Regions from separate parts of the Homo sapiens genome. Here region 2 is linked to region 1. A link is a contact called in ENCODE Hi-C data. All regions are on one chromosome and are shown on one strand. Each heading gives the region's core, a stretch centred on a gene start or an enhancer-like site at or near the end of the contact. The rest is flanking DNA. Distances are from core to core; before and after follow the strand shown.

The links. A loop is a pair of places that touch in the nucleus more often than their neighbours do. Pooled maps may share reads with other maps.
Region 2: a pooled map shows a loop between it and region 1 (3-fold over the local background). The contact joins the enhancer-like site here to the promoter of PI4KA in region 1. A Hi-C loop is called at or near these places in 1 of 168 maps with a recorded cell type or tissue (ascending aorta) and 10 of 50 pooled maps.

Annotation. Positions count from the first base shown.
Region 1 is chr22:20,856,739-20,861,319 of GRCh38, reverse strand. It overlaps PI4KA (phosphatidylinositol 4-kinase alpha), which reads left to right and starts at 2,509. Exons shown (of 55, transcript NM_058004.4): 1 at 2,509-2,750. The coding sequence starts at 2,595. SNAP29 (synaptosome associated protein 29) reads right to left here and starts at 2,313. Exons shown (of 5, transcript NM_004782.4): 1 at 1,973-2,313. The coding sequence starts at 2,209. RefSeq lists an enhancer at 1,582-2,391 and silencers at 2,071-2,830, 2,851-2,900.
Region 2 is chr22:20,562,429-20,567,009 of GRCh38, reverse strand. MED15 (mediator complex subunit 15) reads right to left here. Exons shown (of 18, transcript NM_001003891.3): 6 at 2,322-2,560; 7 at 193-543. Among named protein-coding and RNA genes, the nearest start is that of MED15, 57 kb to the right of the region's middle. RefSeq lists an enhancer at 2,383-2,432. Within about 2 kb of position 2,514, at least 12 of the 41 ENCODE cell types and tissues checked have a DNase peak (open chromatin) inside an H3K27ac peak, as active enhancers do.

The DNA of each region.
Region 1 (4,581 bases), core at 1,260-3,759:
CAACATGGCAAAACCCCAACTCTATTAATACCAAAATTAGCTGGGTGTGGTAGTGCACGCCTTAGTCCCAGCTACTCAGGAGGCTGAGGCAGGAGAATCACTTGAACCCAGGAGGCGGAGGCTGTAGTGAGCCAAGTTGGTGCCACTGCACTCCAGTCTGGTGACAGAGCGAGAATCTGTCTCAAAAAAAAAAAAAAAAAACCACAGGGAGGTGGATCAATGAGGGATACATGAACAGAGAGAGGTGGGGAAGGGAATTAACCCAAGAAAACAGCAAGGGGAAATGATAGCGTGTTGCTCTGTCGCCCAAGCTGGAGTGCAGTGGTATGAACATGGCTCACTGCAACCTTGACATCCTGGGCTCAAGCGGTCCTCCTGCCTCAGCCTCCTCAGTAGCTGCACTCACATGTGTGTGCCACCATGCCTGGCTAATTTTTCAAATTTTGTAGAGACGCAGTTACCCCTGCTGGTCTCAAACTCCTGGGCTAAAATGATCTGCCTACCTCAGCCTTACAAATTGTTGGGATTACAGAAGTACAACCGCGCCTGGCTTATACATTTTTTTAAACCTTTTTTTTTCTCTGTCCAAACAAAACTGTTTCATTAGCAGGCTGAAGAGAGACTGTGGTGTACAATAAAGAATCATTCTCGACCGGTATGGTGGCTCACGCCTGTAATCCCAGCCCTTTGGGAGGCCAAAGCGGGCGGACTGCCTGAGGTCAGGAGTTCCAGACCAGCCTGGCCAACGGGGCAAAACCCTGTCTCCACTACAAATACAAAAAAAATTAGCCGGGTGTGGCGGCGCACCTGTAGTCCCAGCTACTCGGGAGGCTGAGGCAGGAGAATCGTCTGAATCCCGGAGGCGGAAGTTGCAGTGAGCCCAGATCATGCCACTGTACCCAAGCAAGGGCGACAGAGCGAGATTCCATCTCAAAAAAAAAAAAAAAAGAAAAAGAAAAAGACCCTCCAGGATCTCGGTCTGTTGCCCATGCTGGAGTGCAGCAGCACGATCTCAGCTAACTGCAACCTCTGCCTCCCGGGTACAAGCGATTCTCCTACCTCAGCCTCCTGAGTAGCTGCGACTACAGGCGCACCGCCACACCCGGCTAGTTTTTTTTTTTTTTTAATTTTAGTGGAGACAGGGTTTCACCATGTTGCCCAGGCGGGTCTCGAACTCCTGAGCTCAGGCGATCCGACGCCTAGGCCTCCCAAAGTGCTGGGATTACAGGCGTGAGTCACTGCGCTCGGCCAGAATAATTGTTATTGAAGGTACTACTCTCTGAAATCTAAGGATGGGAAGAACTGATGAAGATGAGTTGGAGCAACAAACTCTTAACCCGCACACTATTTGTCTAGGATTTGGGAAGTAAAGGTAAGACCCTGGACTCAATCAAACCCAGGCTTTGGTCAACTAGGCAGCTGTCTGGGCTGAAGGGACTTCAATACCTCTATTGGTTGGTTAGGTGGAGATGTCAATGATGCGGGAAGAACTCGTGGACCACCTGCCCTGATGCTTCAGGGTATCACCTGACACTCGCAGGCACATAGTCCTCTCTTTCTGGCTCACTCCGGAAGGAATGGCCAAAACCCTGTGCCAGATTTTGCACAGGAAATAATGTCGAAGAAACGGACTCTCCATTTCCCAAACCTAGGACCTGCTGTTCAGAATTTTTACTCACCTGGACAGAAAATAATCTGGCGTTTCCCCGTGAGCTAGGCGTAAGAAAAAAAAAATCAACGAAGCAGACTAATAGCTAAGGAAGATTTCTGGGGTAAACTGCCCTCTTCAAGTACTCCAGATGCACATACCTTTACATAGTTAACAGATTGTTACCACCATCGAGTCACTAAGGTGCAAGAATCTATGCTAGGCAACTTGAGAATTCTCAAAAGATTGTGAGCAAAACATTTCTCGTCTCCGTTTGACAGCACAGAGACCGGCGAGTCCACACCAGCCCTGCCCCAGGCTCACCTCGGAAGAGGCGACCCCAACCTTCTCGGACTCGTACATGAGGGCCAGGGACCTGCTGGTGCTGGCGGCCGTGGCCTCAGCCCTGCGGAGGACCTCCTGCCGCAAGTACTGCTGCCTGTCCGCGGGCGCGTCGGGCCCGTCGGGGAGGTCTCGGGCGTCCCTCCAAGGGGCCGGCCGGGCGCCTTCGTCCTCCCCGTCGTCGTCGAACGGATTGTAGCTTTTAGGGTAAGCTGACATGGTGCCGGCGCGGCTCTCGGTCTGGGAAACAGAAGGAGGAGCCCCACTGCCGCCGCCGTCCAGGGCCTCGCCCCGCCCGCCGACCCCGCGGTCGTCGCGCGAACTCCTTCCGCGCGTCGCGCGCAGGTGGCCCCGCCCTCGGAGCCGACCATCGCGCAGGTCGGCTGGGGGGGGCCCACATCCGGCGCGCGCAACCGCAGCCTACTGTCCATCCCCTCTCTCCCCTGCAGCGGTGGGCCCGCCCCGCAGCCACGCCCTATCTAGTGTCAGCAACTGAGAGGTCACGTGGCGGGAAAGCCGGATGCACCTACGCCTGCGCCCTGAGGTCGGGCGCTCGCGGGCCAGGAGCGGGGAGCCGGCGGGCAGCGCCGCGGCTCGTGAGGTGATGGCGGCGGCCCCGGCCCGGGGAGGCGGAGGCGGAGGCGGAGGCGGCGGCGGCTGCTCCGGCTCCGGCTCCAGCGCCTCGCGGGGCTTCTATTTCAACACGGTCCTGTCACTGGCCCGCTCCCTGGCGGTGCAGAGACCAGCATCCTTGGAGAAGGTAACGTCGGCGGGCTGGGCCGCGGGCTGACAGGAGGAGGGGCTGGGGTGACGAAGCGTGGAGGCGGGACGAGGGTCTGTGGGAGGCCGAGGCTGGGCTCGCCGGCAGCCTGTGCGGGAGGGGGCGCCTGAGCGGAGGGATCTAGCGGGGGAAGGAGGCCCTAGTGGGAGGGGCTGGTGAAGAGAGAGGGACCGTGGGGGAAGGGTCGGCGGGGCCTGCAGGGCCGCTGCAGGTGGGTGGTTGTGGGATGGGGGTGGGGGATGTGAGCTGCTGGCCCAGGGAGCATCTTGTGACATCGCGGAGGTGGAGGCTGGATCGTGGGCGGCTGTGCGGAGCAGTGGGATGAGCCGAGGACCAGGGGTCAAGACCTGGGGTTCTGCTTCCGATTTCACCTGCTTTTTATTCCGCGACCTTGGGAAGATGGCTTTCTTGTAAAATGGGGATGCTTTTATCTGCTTTGCCGGCTTCACCGGACTGTGGTGACCAGGAGACGAAACACTGTCTTGAAAGTGCTTTGTGACTGTAAACCAACTGCGCAGTGTTATTCTACGAGGCTGGGGGCGTTAGGTTGGGTAAAAGATTGTGCGTTTGCAGAAGGGACAGTGGCAGGGAAAGGAGAGTGAACTGTCAGTGGGCAGAGAAGTGAACTTGGAATTGCTTCAGAAGAGAAAGGTGAAGTCATGCCAGAGCAATCCTCATCTTGGGAGAAAGGTGAAAGGCAACTCAGTGGTGTGCCTTGAGATCTGGAAAGAGACAGATTTTAGAGTGGGACCTGAATTTGTTCCCTGCACTGGCACTTACTTACCATGTCCTCTTGGGTAAATTTAACTCTTAGAGCCTCTGTATCCTTATCTGTAAAATGAGGTTGTTCTTGAGAATTAAATGAGTTCTAGCATAAAGCATCTTGCACAGGTCAAGGCACAGAGTGGGTGAGCAGTAAATGTCAACTTTCTTTGCCCACCCGTGTGCGATGAGACTCAGCACAGTGTTTAGCTCTGAAAGGATGGAATTATTTTCCCACTCAACTTTTTGGCACATGGAGAGAGGATGTTTTCCGACAAGATAAGACAGTGGTGACCGGAGACCAGCCTGCTGCAGTTGGGAGTGGTTTTGTGGCTGTCTGCTGATGGATGAAGCTGAAAGGCTGTTTTAGGCACTTTTGGCAGAGTGACCTGGTCCTTGGCCTTGTCGGTTCTCATATTTGATTTTATCATGCACCTTCGGGGTGAGAAGGTCCCGGCAGATTGGTGCTAACCTGACTTCTAGCTAAAGAGGGAGTACAATGCAATGGAAAGGACATGAGTTTGGAAAATGGAACCTCTGAATTTAAATCCTGTATCACTTGCTTTCACTAGTGTGACTCTAGACAGGTCAGTTCCCTTCTCTGATACTTTGCTATCTTCTGTCAAATACAAGGTAGTACTTCATAGGAGTATTGTGAAGAGCAACAAAAAGGCACGTGGGTACCTAATGTATGAGCACTGTTATCATTAGATAGTCTGACTAATGGAGTGTAGTGCTGTTTTATTGAATCAAACTCATGCTAGCTAGTCAGCACATTCGCTTCTTAGCAGGAGAGCCAACAAATATATCTTATGACTGATTGCTGGATTCTGGGAGGAGAGAGAAGAGAATGCAGTGAATTGGATGATCTTTAAGAAGCTGGTCCTGCAGCTCCAGCAGTGGTAGCACCCTTTCCACTCAGTAACTCAGAAAAGGGCACCTTGAGCTCAATTTGCTTCTTCAGCCATGTTCACTAGTCACGAGAACATTCTGTAATTGCAACATTCTTAGCTTTGTAGTAATAACTGCTTCAGTTGTCAAGATTATA
Region 2 (4,581 bases), core at 1,265-3,764, 290 kb after region 1:
GAACACAAAATGCAAAACACATGCTTCCCTGCTGAGCCATGCTAGAGTCGGCAGGGCTGGCAAGGGGTGGGGGCTGCCTGAAGTCTCAGCACTTGAAGAATAGGATATGCTATCTCTAGCCAAAGAGCCTAGAAACTACTGCTGACAGAGCCACGGGCTGCATGTGCTCCACTGTGGGCCACAGGTACTCACAAATTTCAGTGGTGGTTGGGTATACAACATTTGTCCAGGGAGAGCTTGCGCCTGTGACACCAAAGGCTGGGTCTGCGACTGTGGCGGGAGTTGTGATGGTTGGTTCTGAGCAACTGGAGGCTGCTGGGGCTGTGGTGGCGGCTGGTGGTGCTGTGTGTGATGCATCTGCTGCAGCTGCTGGGGCAGAGCCTGGGAGGGCGGAGGCTGTGGCTGCTGCATCGGTGGCTGCTGAATTGGTGGCTGGGCCTGCAAAGCCTGCTGCTGCTGCTGCTGCTGCTGCTGCTGCTGCTGTTGCTGTTGTTGGAGCTGCAGCTGTGCTATTCGCTGCAGCTGCTGTTGCTGCTGCTGTATCTAGAGACAGAACAAGCAGCACTCGGTTATCACTCATCTGCCTCTGTGGCACCAGCTCCTCCCTGTGACAGTCTGGGCCTCAGGAAGCCCAGGTGGCCATCTGCAGAGCCATCAAGAAAGCCTTCCTGGCTGGGTGCAGTGGCTCACGCCTGTAATCCCAGCACTTTGGGAGGCCGAGGCGGGCAGATCACCTGAGGTCAGGAGTTCGAGACCAGCCTGGACAACCTGGCGAAACCCCGTCTCTACTAATAATACAAAAATTAGCCAGGCATGGTGGCTCACACCTGTAATCCCAGCTACTTGGGAGGCTGAGGCAGGAGAATCACTTAAACTGGTGGGGCAGAGGTTGCAGTGAGCCGAGATCACACCACTGCACTCCAGCCTGGGCAACAGAGTAAGAGGCAAAAAAAAGTCTCAAAAAAAAAAAAAAAAAAAAGGCCTTCCTGGGCTGACAGGCTGACCTCTCACTCACACGGGGAGGGGCACATCTCCCACAGAAAGGCTCTGGGCCCCCCGAGGCCAACACCAGCTGCCTTCCTGACACCGGGGAGGCACCAAGTGTGTGCCTGGGCTCTGGTCTACCATTCCACTAGGATGGTTCAAAGGGCATACCTAGAAACTTCAGCAAAAGATGACAAGGAATAGGTACAGCTCCATGGAAGCTAGGATAAAAGCTGGGGCAACTGCAGATTTCTGAAGCCTCTGCAACGATGCTTGCTTTGCCCCTATAGGTCAGTGGCATGAGCCTCACGGTGACGGTCAAGGTCTGCTTGTCAGCAGGAGAAGGAAAAGTGTGGCTGCAGATGCACTGTCAGCTCTGGGAGAGGGGTGCCAAGATCCAGAGAAGCCCAGCTAGCTGAGGCCTGAAGGGGTGGGAGGGTGGTGGGGCCCTTTGGGGCTTTCCTCTCCCAACCAAGACCTGCTGTGAGGGCAGATGTTTAACACGTCTAGACTCTCTATGGAAACCATGGGAAGCTGAACAACTTCTGAGAAGCAGTGCTGCTAACATGACATCACCATCACCTCATGCAACACCAGCTGGAGGTCGACTAACACTGAGCCCAGAACCCAAGACACAGAGGTAAACAGGAGGCACATGTGTCCTCAGCCAAAATGGCCCACAATGGCTCAAGTAGTCCCAAGCCTCAGAGTGTTCGTCTCACTTCTTGCTTCAGCTCACTCTTGTTTGAATCCCTCGCAGCCCCTGAACTACACAGGAGGCCCACCGCCAGATGCCCAAGCCCAAATGGAAGGGCTCGATCACAGAACCTTCCTAGTGAGTCAGGGCCTGTTTCTCCTGCCTGTCCCAGACTTTTGTTTTCCTTTTTTATTTTTATTTTTTTTGAGACGGAGTCTCACTGCTGCCCAGGCTGGAGCGCAGCGGCGCGATCTCGGCTCACTGCAACCTCCGCCTCCCAGGTTCTAGCGATTCTCCTGCCTCAGCCTCTCAAATAGCTGGGATTATAGGTGTACGCCACCATGTCCAGCTAATTTTTTGTATTTTTAGTAGAGATGGGGTTTCACCATGCTGGCCAGGCTGGTCTTGAACTCCTGATGATCCGCCTGCCTTGGCCTCCCAAAGTGCTGGGATTACAGGCATGAGCCACTGGGCCCGGCCTTGTCCCAGACTTTTTGAGAAGCCCATGGAAAAGGGCAGGCACACGTGTCAAGAGAACCCTCGGCTGGCTCCGGGCACTGCACCCAGCATTGTGGCTGATGCCAGCCCAGGGCTCACGCTGCAGGAGGGAGGCCAAGAGCAGGAACAGGGGACCTGGTACCTGTTGCTGATTTTGATGATGCAATTTAATTAGATGCTGCTGCTGCTGCTGCTGCTGCTGGAGCTGCTGCTGCTGCTGCACTACTGCTTGGAACTGCTGCTGCATGGCACTCTGCTGAGCCTGGAACTGCTGCTGTTGCTGCTGCTGCTGCTGCTGCTGTAGCGCCGCCTGCTGCTGCTGCTGGAACTGCTGCTGTTGCTGCTGCTGCTGCAGCGCCACCTGCTGGAGCTGCAGCTGGGCTGAGAAAAGACCAGAGTCGCCAGTCAGTCCACAGGGCAGATTCCCAGAAACGCTGCAGGGCTGCACAGCAAGGGACAAAACAGCCAGCAAAAGCCCCACTGCCACGGCTGCCGCTGGAATCTGAACGTTCCATTTACCACAGACAGAAAGATAGAATACGAAGTAGCATTTGTGTTGATTTTGGGATTTCCTATCATGAGTTACTCTATAATAACCAAAGACAAAAGAAAAGGGACAACTAAGTCTTTTGGATAAATAAGAAGCCTAGACTCTGGCAATCAGTAATCTCCTCTCTGTCTCTATGGATTGGCCACTTCCGGACTCTTTGTACGAATGGCATCGAACATGTGCTCTTTTGTGACTAGCTTCTTTAGCATAATATTTACGAGTTCGCCCATGTCGTGGCATGTTATCAGTTTTTCTGTGTTATTTTTATCGCCAAATAATATTCTACTACACCGATTTCCTGTGATGAACATTTGCGCTGCTTCTACTTTGTGGCTATTATGAAAACTGCTTATATGAACAGTCAATTACAAGATTTTCTGAGGTGAGGTTTCTTTTGGGGTGAACATAAAAATGTTCTAAAATTGTGCTGATGGCTGCACAACTCTGTGGATTACACTAAAACCTACCGAGTGGAGCACTTCAGATGGGTGAATTGTATGCTAATGAGAATTATGTCTCAATAAAGCTGTATTAAAGAAATATAGAGAGATCCTTTGTATACTTTGCCCAGTTTCCTCCAATGGTAACATTCTACAAACTTACAAGGTATCACAACCACGATGTGTGCTCACTTGTGTGGGTGTGTGTACTAAGTTCTGGACAATTTAACCACCTGGGTGGGTTCAGTCACCACCAGTCAATACACTACACAGTCCCCACACCACAAGGATCCCTCGTGTTGCCACCTCTCTCAGCAACCCTGACCCGCAAACTCTGGCAACCACTGCAGCATCCTCCATTTCTAAAATTTTGTCATTTCAAAATTATACATAATATTTCAAAAATGGAACCATACAGTATGAACCTTTTTGGGATCGGCTTTTTACATTCAGCATACAGGTTGTAGTTCTAGCAACAGTACTGCCAGGGTATTCCATGGTACAAGCACCTCACAGTGTGTTTAACCGTCTACATGAAGGACATTTGGGTAACTGTAGATTTGGGCTACCACAAATAAAGCTGCTGTTAAAATTCGTGCATGGGTTTTTATGCGAGGTTTTCATTTCTCTAGGAAAAATACCCAAGAGTGTAACTGCTGAGTTGCATATTTCATTTTGAAAGAAGGTAAAACCACTTTACATTCTCACCAGCAATATATGAGTGATTCAGTTTCTCTGTCACCAACACTTGAGGCTGTCACTATTCATTTTAGCAATTCTGATGGGTGTAAGATTTTTTTTTTTTGAGGTGGGGTCTCACTCTGTTGCCCAGTCTGGACTGAAGTGGTACCATCGTGGCTCACTGCACCCTTGACCTCCTGGGCTTAAGTGACCCTCCTGCCTCAGCCTCCCGAGTAGCTGGAACTACAGGTGCATGCCACCACACCCAACTAATTTGTAAAATTTTTATAGAGACAGTCTCACTTTGTTGCCCAGGCTGATCTCAAACTCCTGGGTTCAAGTGATCCTCCTGCCTCGACCTCACAAAGTGTTGAGATTATAGGCGTGGGTCACTGTGCCTGGCCAAGTGTAAAAAATTTTTAATTTATTTTGTGACAGATTTCTAACTTTATTTGACATTCATAAAACATGTATGACCGGCGGGTCGCGGTGGTTCTCACCTCTAATCCCAGCACTTCGGGAGGCTCAGGCAGGAGGATCACTTGAGGTCGAGTTTGAGACCAGCTTGGCCAACATGGCAAAAACCCATCTCTACTAAAAATACAAAAATTAGCGGGCATGGTGGCACGTGCCTGTAATCCCAGCTACTCAGGAGGCTGAGGCAGGAGAATTGCTTGAACCCGGGAGGCAGAGGTTGCAGTGAGCCGAGATCGCGCCACTGCACTCCAGCC